Linked DNA regions of Mus musculus: region 2 is linked to region 1. A link is a loop called in an ENCODE intact Hi-C map of the cell type or tissue named here. Cell type or tissue: heart. All regions are shown on one strand.

Region 1 (5,000 bases):
GTGACCTTGGTGCTTAGATGTCTGTCACTGATTAATAGATGAGACAAGTGAGCTGAAGCAGCATTCATAAGTACTTCCAATACCTCCTGACTAGTTACAGCCAACACTGGCCTTTGGGTGCAGATGTGACCAGTCATAAGTGTCATTGTCATCTATCAGGATCCCCACACTACCTTCCCCAATGAACACCTGTTGAACACTTGCCTCCTTCAAGCCAGTACCTTCTCAGGGGTCATGTCTTGCAGACCCACACTCAGGTTCCTGGTTCAAAACTTCCATGGCTGCTCTTCCTCCCTTTTATCTTGACTACTACTGTGTATTGAAATCTGCATGCAAATCGATCCCCTTGTCATGGACATAAAAAAAAAAAAAAAAAAAAAGCTCACCTGAATGCTTATAGATGGCCATCATGGTATGCCATCTTTCTTAATCTTCCAGTGTTTCTGATTCTATTCTCTTTCCCTTCTGGATATTTGTGTGTTTCTTTCCTTTTAGATAAGAGGCTTGTTCTATGTAGGATAATCTTAGGATATAATAAGACACAAGAAAGGAATACTGGGTAATAAGTTCAATGAAAAGTCTGTAGAATACCTGTCGTGTTGATTTGCCAAAGAACTTGGTGAGCCTTTATACAATGCACTGTTGGAGAGATTTTCCATGTTCTAGTTTCATTCTATTTTGGTGACAAAAATTAAGATCAAAAAGCTACTTAAGAGAGAAGAAAACAGAGAAACACTGCTTACTGGCTCAGTAACAGACCCGTGCTCCACTAGCTTTCTGTACAGCCCAGAACTATCAACAGGGATAATGGTGCCAGACACAGTGAGCTAGGCTCTGCTACATCAATTAACATTCATGACAGTCTTCCAAAGACCTGGCCACAGGCTAATCTGAGGTGTGCATCCCCTCAATTGAAACTCCATTCTACATCAGTGGTTTTCAACCTTCCTAATGCTGTGATCCTATAATACAGTTCCTTATATTGAGTGATTCCCAACCATAAAATTATTTTTGTTCCTACTTCATAACTAATTTTCTACTATTACAACTAATAATATGTATATCTATGTTTTTTGATGGTCTTAGGAGACTGTGAAAGAATCATTTCACCCCCACAGGGGTCACAACCCACAGGCTGAGAGCTTCTGCTCTAGGTTGTGTCAAGTAGATAGTTATAGTTAGCTAGGACATTTAGCATATGTATTACTACCACTGTGCTCAGTCCTTGTCAGGACACAACACCATCATGGATCTAAAGACCAGCATCTGGGAACCCATCAGAGTCTCCTTTATGTGGTTAGGTGTCTGTAAACTTATTCTCATCACTACCAGGGCAGGCTTCTCCACTCCAGCTGAAAACATTGTAATGGTGGCATGTAGTCCTTTATTCACCAAACATGTATGCAGTGTCCCATGCTTTGCTAAAAGCATAAAAACCAAGGTTAATTCTTCGTGCCAAGCCATCCATGTTTGGGGTGGAAGAAGCTAAATGTTCACTCACATTCTGTCACCATCCTGAAAAAAATAAAAGCAGTTGCTTCAAAGTTATTAGATTATGCCTTCTCCTTCAAGGAACACAGAACACAAATTGAATAGCAGCTTGCATTGTGATGTAGTGCTTTTTCATCTCTTCCATGCCTCCCAGGGGATGCCTGGAAACGGAATAAGAACAACCTTGAGAATCAGGAAGCAGATGGCATTCAACTCCAAGCCTACCAACAGCTCATCAATCAGAGTGGCTGTCCATTTAGTGTCCTCTTCCCAGAATCACAAATAAGAACCATTTGTTTAAAGAACATGGCGCTTACAGAATTTCCAAGCTTAATTTGCAGTGGAATCACATGATCATTTATTTTCCCCCAGACCCTAGCACAGTGCCTCACACAGAGGTGCTTAGTAAATGTTTCTATAAGAACTTAGGGTATAAGCAATTGGGTGAGTGTGGTTGGCCCATGTCAATTATTCTTCCTCAGAACAGCTTCCTTAGAGGAATGTTATTATTCCCATTTTATTAGTCTCAACAGTCTTCTCAGAGCTTCCAATAATTGGTCACGATTGAGCTATAAACACAGATCATTCCAGTCCAACAAAACCTATAGCTGTTTGCTCTGCAATTCTCTCTAGAGATTAGTGTTCTGAGGAATTAAAGATTCCCCTGATGGTAAATAACAAAAATCTTATATAAAATTTAGCAGAAAACAATTAAAAATAAGTGCTCTGGAAATTCATTATTAGTTTAGTTCACAATATTAAAGTGTATATTTTCCTTATTAAGAAAAAGATTATAAATTAGCATAAATTATAAATTACACATGAACAGGATTTGAGATGTTGCTATTAATAAGTTCCTGGTGCCAATAAAAAATCAATATGGCACATTTTGTGGATTATGGAAGTGTTTTAGTCCAGATAAATGAAGTTATCAACATAAGGAAGCATTTTTGAAGAGCAGAGAAGGTAGGATTTAAAATAAGATAATCTGACATTGAATAATTACAGTCCACCTTCCTTTCTATACACCTGCTATCCTCTATGTGTGTTAAAGATTGAAAACAAATTGTATTTTTGCTGTTCACACACCAGCTTTTATTGCCATCATTAAATAATAAATATAATATGACAACTGTGCATGGTGGTTGCATCATATTCAGCACTAGATGGCATCTGGAGATGGGTTAGAAATTCTGAAAGGATCCATCAGATGCTTGAGTGACCCAAGTTCCTCATTTTCCTGCCTAATATCTATTTTTGTCTTAGTTACATTTCTACTGCTGTAGCTAATCACATGACCAAGGCAATGTATAGAGGAAAGTGCTTAATGCAAGCATACAGCTTCAGAGGTTGAGTCTATGGCCATCATGATGAAGAGCACAGCAGGAGGCAGGCAGCCATGACATTGGAGCAGTAGCTGAGAGCTTACATTTGATCCACAAGTACAAGGCAGAGAAAGACAGTGTTAACTCAAAATGTAGTATGGGCTTTTTAAAACAGATTTTTTTCCATACAATATATTCTGATTATGGTTTGCCCCCCACAACCCAACTATCCTCCTCATCTCCCACCAACTCAAACTGACTCCCTTTCTTGCTCTTTCTTATTACAAAACAGCCAGATAGATAGATAGATAGATAGATAGATAGATAGATAGATAGATAGATAGGTAGGTAGGTAGGTAGATAGATAGATAGATAGATAGATAGATAGATAGATAGATAGATAGATAGAAAGAAAGAAAGAAAAATAATAAAATAAGATCAGATCAGCCCAAACTCTTGTCTTTTGGGTCTGGGGAAAGCCCAGCAGCTATGTGGTCTACCCTGACCTCTTTGTGCTCCATCTTCTAGTTTCATACCTTTAACCACAACCACATATACCCACAGCCATCAGCAACCATTAGATGAAATCCCCTTCCTCCAGTCCCATGTCTGATTCCTCCTCTGGGAAAGCCCAGCAGCAGCCAGCTCTGCCCTATCCCTTCTGTACTCCATTTCAGGGGCCACTACTCTACCTACATACTGGAAGGCCTGCTTCTGCCCAGCACAAATATAGGTTTGAAACCATCAGGACCACCAGCTCTACCTACATTTCTGCAGGCCTGCCTTGACCCTGGACAACTAGCAGTCTGAAGTCATCAGGATCTTTCTGCACTGCCTGTATCCCTGGAAGCCTGTAGGAACCAGGCTTCCAACAGGGACAACCAGCTCTACCTGTAATCCAGAGGCCTGCTGACATCAGGGACTAACAGCTTTATCTACACCCCCAGAGGCCTACTCCCATCAGGAACTAATGGGCCTACCAACACTAGGAACAACTAGATGGCTAAAGGTCAGCCTAAAAACATAACCAACAAAAGTCAAGGCAATGTGGCACCACCAGAAGCCAACTATCCTAATACAGCTAACACACCTGAATTACAAGAAAATGACTTTAAACCTAATCTTATGAAGATGATAGAGGCTCTAAAGAAGAAATGAATGCATCCTTTTAAAAAATACAGAAAATATATAATTAAAAAGGTAGAGGGCCTTAAAGAGGAAATGAATAAGTATAAAGAAATACAAGGAAATATAATCAAACAGGTGAAAGAAATGAGTAAAACTGTTCAAGACATGAAACTGGAAATAGAGTCAATAAAGAAAACACAATCTGAGGCAACCTTGGAAATGGAAACCTACAAAAGAGAACAGGATCTATAAACACAACCATCCATCACTAACAGAATACAAGAGATGGTAGAGAAAATCTCAGGCATAGAAGATACCATAGAAGAAACTGATACATCAGTGAAAGAAAATTCTAAAGCTAAAATGTTTCTAATATAAAACATCCAGGAAATTTAGGACACTATCAAAATACCTATAAAGAAGAAGTTTATAGAACACCAAATAGAGTGGGCCCCAAATGAAAATCTTTCCACCACATAATAATCAAAACACTAAATGTACAGAACAAAGAAAGAATATTAGAAGCCACAAAGGATAAAAGCCAAGTAGCATATAAAGGTAGATCTATAAGAATTATGCCAGACATTTTAACAGAGCCTTTAAAAGCCAGAAGGGCCCGAGAAGATGTCTAATAGTCTCTAAGGGATAACAGATGTCAGCCCAGATTTCTATACCCAGCAAAACTTTCGATCACCATAAATGGAGAAACAAGATGTTCCATAACAAAACCAAATTTAAACAATATCCTTTCTCTAAGCCTGCCCTACTAGCAACTATAAGGAAAACTCTAACACAAGGACGGTAACTATACCCAAGAAAACATGAATAGATTATTCCATACCAACAAATCCAAAAGAGAGAAATACACAAGTACATGTGCACATGCACACACACACACACACACACACACACACACACACACACACACTACCACCACCAATATCGAAATAACAAGAACTAAAAATCATTGGTCATTAATATCTCTCAACATCAGTAGTCTCAATTCCCCAATAAAAAGATACAGGCTAATAAAGTGGATGTTTAAACAGGATCCAT
Region 2 (5,000 bases), 72 kb after region 1:
CTGATGCTTTCTATTCATTGAGGAAGTTTTATTGCACAGGTAGTCATTAAGTTTGTCAAAGTCATACATTACCCTATGTTGATTCCTATACCAATTATGAAATATTGATCATTTTAAGGGAGAGTATGTATGCAAATCAAAATTGACACAAACTGTTTATTGCTATACATAAGCATCACTCCGTTACTATTTACTGAGCCTGGGTTACTAAGCAGGCACTAAGTAAGACCTGTTTTGATATATATCATAAAATACTTTTAAATAAATATTTAAGCCATGCTTTAAAAGTTTGCTATAATTTTAATACACACGTGTGTGTGTGTGTGTGTGTGTGTTGACAGTGGGAAGAACTGGATAATAAAATGTAAAAATACAATCACCAACTAAAATGCCAGAAAATGTATTCTGATCACAGGCTAAAATATCAGAAGGTTTACTCAATTACATAGATATAATTTGCAAAGTGTGTGTCCTTCCTAGATTTATAGCACACATGTGGACTAATGCTTAAACAAAACTAATGTAAATAACATCATCTGAAGTACTTTCCTGTTCCATGAAGACATCGTGATAAATTAAGGTGAAATCACAAACATTCCTGCTGACACAATTCCACCGGTGTAGCCCTTTTCCTAACTTGCCAGATAAACTTTCCTGAGTGCTTCAGGAAATGATGCCCGTCAGTCTCTAGATACTACTTGAAAGGGCTTCAGGGACTCCGTTCCACACAGTGCAAACAGCGATGGCTGCAGAGAGACGGGAAATCCTCCAGATACCCGAGACCCTTGCTTCACATCTGCCTCCGTCTGGGGTTTGCAGAAGAACCTTGCCCACTCCTCCTCATTCCTAACGAGTGTATATAGTAAACTCTTTGAAATGTGAGTATTATGGGAAGGATCGCAGTTGCTTTAAATTATAGAAGTTGGCAAGTGCCTGGGAGAAGGAGTGGGAGGTTGTTTAAACTGAGAAAGACGGTTGCAGAACTTCGTACGACAGCATGAGCTCGCGCTCCGCACACATCCTTTATTTTTCTTCAAGACACTTCTCTGCATTGTTGTGGAGCAGCTTGGGTAATAACCATATTTCTGCTCTGAATAGTTTTTAATGGTTTCTAAATTCATGGGAGTGTCAAAGCAAGGAAGTCTCATGTTTGGGAAGGACATCTGAACCCAGCAATGCCCAGGAAAGGTAAGTTGTTGTTTTTCACTACAGCCTTTCTCTTTCCCCCTTCTGTTTGGACTTTATCAAAATATTTGCAGGAAGAACCACAGACAGCTACTTGTAAGGAGATGGAGGGATGTGTGGATAGAATGTCAACAAATGATAAATCAGAGAATGGACTCAACAGCGGTGTCTCTCCTACTTTCTGTTCCGCTTGATGTAGTAAGCGTCTATGTATGGAAATGCTGTTTCTCTTAGAAAAGGTCAGAGGGCTCTCTGAAAACTCCAGTCTTTGAATATAAGCTGTTCTGTGGGCAGTGGGCTAATGTATGGTCTAATCTCAGTATTTATTTGTTCTACAAGACTTGACTTCCAGAGCTGAGAGTCTTAGAACTCGGAAAACTTTCTCATAGATTGTGGTAACATCCTAAAATGTCTCTCAGTCGTGGTTACTGTGACTGACTGTTTTGTGGAATATGTTTCCTTACAGTTAAGTAAACCATTTGACTCTTTCTTATAAGAACCTACGAAAATGTTAACAATATTAATTTTATCTCCCTGGAGGGTAAAACAAAACAAAACAAAACAGTTGAACATGGCAATTTTTGCATAAGTCAAAGTCAGCCGAGGGTGTCCTTATCTCAGAAGAGTGACTGACTTGTGCCTTCAGATAGCTCTCGTGTTTTTCGATGTGTTGGTCATCTGAGAAGCACCCTGGGGTGGAGGGGCATGTGAACATTCTGTGCCGCTTTCTATTTCCGGAAGAAACTCTGTTGTCAGTGAGTTCCTATTTTTTCAAGGCAGAATCCCAGGTGCAAAAAAGAAAAGTCGCCAGACACTCACTGAGATCAGAAGAGGGATTTTGCAGGCTAAGATTTCTAGCTGAGCCCTGCATCCATTGCTCCGTGTGCACTCTTATGTATGTGCTTGCCGGCAGAAGTTTAAGAACTGTAGGTTTGATTGAGCTGTGATGGTTGGGACATGGAGGTGACCTCAGTCTGCAAGGCCCGCTGGTTTAGAAATATTGGCAATTACGGCAGTTAGGTCTGGGAGAGGACGGGAGGTATTGCTACAGTCGCCGTCTCCAGCTATGAAAGCACTTTACTGTCTTGTTATTTTTTCCTTCTGCATCAAAGTCTAGTTACATAATGAAGATTGCTGTGGCTTCCCTTGCCTTGGGGTCTTGGTGATTAAGGTCAGAGTAAAGGCAACACTGTATAAAAAGCAAAAAGGTGACTATTAGCTCCTGGCAAAGTAGTCGAGGGACAGCATTTGTTAGCTCCCTCTCTCCACCCGTAACTAGTGGGGTAAGTAGCTAATTCATAGACACCTCCCTTCCATCTCTTTCCTGCTGTCTGTTTCTGCCTCTATTCTACCCACACCAGCCTACAGACCACTACGAGGAAGCAGGGGTTCAGACAGGCAAAACTGTCGCCACAGCCTCTCTCCCAGTCCTTCGGGTCCACTCCTGGGCTGTAGAGGAAGCCCCCACCCTATCTGGAGGGGGTCTCCAGTACCCCACCCATGACCTCATCGCCGGCAGCTTCGAGAGCTGGATGGCCAGCGCTTGCATGGCGCCTGAGTGGACCCTGGGGATGGGTGTGGCCTAAAAATGCGCAGTATGGCATGACGTGACTTCCCATCACGGGCTCCCACAGAGGCTGCCAGCATTTCTAGAAGCCAAACTTGCCAGACCCCACCCCAGGGCCCAACGAGCACACCCCCACCCCAATGCGCACCCTAGAAGATGAAAACAAAGGCAATCAGGGTTGCTAACAAAAACCCCCCAAGCCAGCTGACTCATCCGAGCCTCAGCCACAGGGGCTTTGGGATAAAACACGGATGATGCCGTGGAAGCAGCTAGTCAGGGTTGTCTCCAAAAGCGTCTTGATGAGAGAAACCCAAGGTGATCTGTGTTTTCGTTACAGAATCTGGGAAAGAGAAACAGCCTCTTGCAGGAACTGGGGTATAGGTGGGGATAAGGTTAACTACTAAACTGCCAGGAGGACACCAGCTACCTGTCTGACCTGCTTTGGTACGAACCAGGCTTAGCCACGTTTGTGGGGATACAGAATCGGCCTCATGTTAGTAGTCCAGACTTGACAAGACAGGCTTAGTAATCAATGGCCGAAGGACTAGAAAAGTAATTCCATGCTCTCCAACAAGCCTTCCCAGAGGCCCCACTGTGTGCCAGACACGTTAGCAATGTGCTTTAAAAGCAATCTTAAAATTAGCAGCAGTGTAAACAATAGGAGAACGCCAAGAAGTATCTTGTACAGCAGTCCACTTGGGTCAGAGATAGATTCATATAGAGCAGCCTTTGGAGCCTCCAAACTAGACTTTGGGGACTGAGCCGTTCTCCATGAGAAAGTCAAAGAAGGATGGTGCACCCTGTCAGAGAGGTATAAAGGTTACCCCAGCTCTCCAATGGGGAAATATGTGGATGGTAAATCTGTTTCTCAGAGTGAGTTCCAAGGCAGAAGGTTTTATTGGTGTTAGCTAGAGTATCTTCAGGGTATTAGTCCAGAGTATTGTCTGGTCAGGCAACTTTGGGAATGTGGAAAGCTATGGACCACAGTGAAGTAGGGCATTTGGTTTCAACTCCACAGATGTTGGACATCGACTCCCAGCCTGCACCCTGTGTATGAACTTGGACCGATTCGAATATCAGGGTCTTCACTTGTTAGATGAGAATAATAAATAATATTCATCTTCTGAGGTCATTCTGAGGATGGCCTCAGAGAGTCCACATGAGGGTCTAGGCATGACAGCTTGATAATGCCAGCTATGATCAGCAATTCCGAGTTAGGTTTCCTGCAGGACCTCTTTCTATTTTAACTGATCTGCATGTTTTCTGACTCACCACGAGTGGGATCATTACAATCTAATGTTTTCCGAACTTCAAAAACGCAAGCATGAACGCATGCTGGAAAGCTAATGAGCTGAGAAAAAGTGTCCTTACACTGCATGAGCCTTCCCAAGACTTAATAGAAATGTACCAGTTTTCACCGGCCACTTCACAGGCTGCCCCCTTCAGGAGCACCCCACCCTCCGAGATCCAACTCACATCCAAGAAAATTGATTTATAATATCCAATTTCAACTTTTAGAAGGAAAAGGGGCAGAAAAGTAAAAATGCTTTCAGTGAGTGACCACTGGGAGCCTCAGTCTCTACCTCCTGAATGCAGAAGAGATTCCAAGTAAATGAAACTTCAATAAAAATAGATCCCAATAATCAGATGAGCCAGCCATGTTCCTTAATGTCTGGCTTATGCAGACGATCATGCTTGATCCTACACAACAGGTGTAACTTATATCCCTCAGGGGGGAGAAGAAAACTCATTCCACACACAAGAAAACTGAGACCCAGACGAACTCAGAAAACTTCCTAATCTTTCAGAGTCTAAGTGCTAAAGGAAGGGGGGTAGGTCTGCAAACAGAACTTCATCTGATGCCGTGGGTCCCTGGCCAGGAAAGAGTCCACAAATCAGAGAGCATACAATACAATCCCCAGATAGTGAAGACCTGTGGGTGGGGCATTGGACACTAACAGTCCAGGAGAGAACTGAGGAGTAGCAGGAGAGCAGTCCTGACAGATGGAAGTACAGCCTCAGAGAGTGGAGTACCAGGGAAAGATGAGCTGCAGACACTAGATTGCAGTCACAGCGAATCTTGAATGCCAGAACACAAGGTTTGGATGCTGTTGTTGTTGGTGGTGTTTTGTTTCATGGAATAACCATTAAATGTTTGCAAATAAGAAAGCAATGTGATGATAACAGAGAGAAAACCTTGCTAGGAGCTAGGCAGTGAGACATCAATGATGGAAGCTCTTGCAGACAT

Evidence for each region. A loop is a pair of places that touch in the nucleus more often than their neighbours do. Peaks named below come from ENCODE experiments on the same cell type or tissue, not always from the same donor. Only the 100,000 strongest peaks of a DNase experiment are listed, where the experiment ranks them.
Region 2: it touches region 1 in a loop (2.3-fold over the local background); 1 of 42 quality-filtered maps calls a loop at or near these places.

Annotation. Positions count from the first base shown.
Region 1 is chr5:43,443,112-43,448,111 of GRCm38, forward strand. No RefSeq gene overlaps it. Among named protein-coding and RNA genes, the nearest start is that of C1qtnf7, 70 kb to the right of the region's middle. In heart, a CTCF peak has its summit at 2,626; no DNase peak of the experiment used is centred here.
Region 2 is chr5:43,514,799-43,519,798 of GRCm38, forward strand. It overlaps C1qtnf7 (C1q and tumor necrosis factor related protein 7), which reads left to right and starts at 771. Exons shown (of 3, transcript NM_001135172.1): 1 at 771-1,188. The coding sequence starts at 1,176. In heart, no CTCF peak of the experiment used is centred here; a DNase peak (open chromatin) is centred at 2,743; H3K4me3 peaks cover 809 bases; H3K27ac peaks cover 472 bases.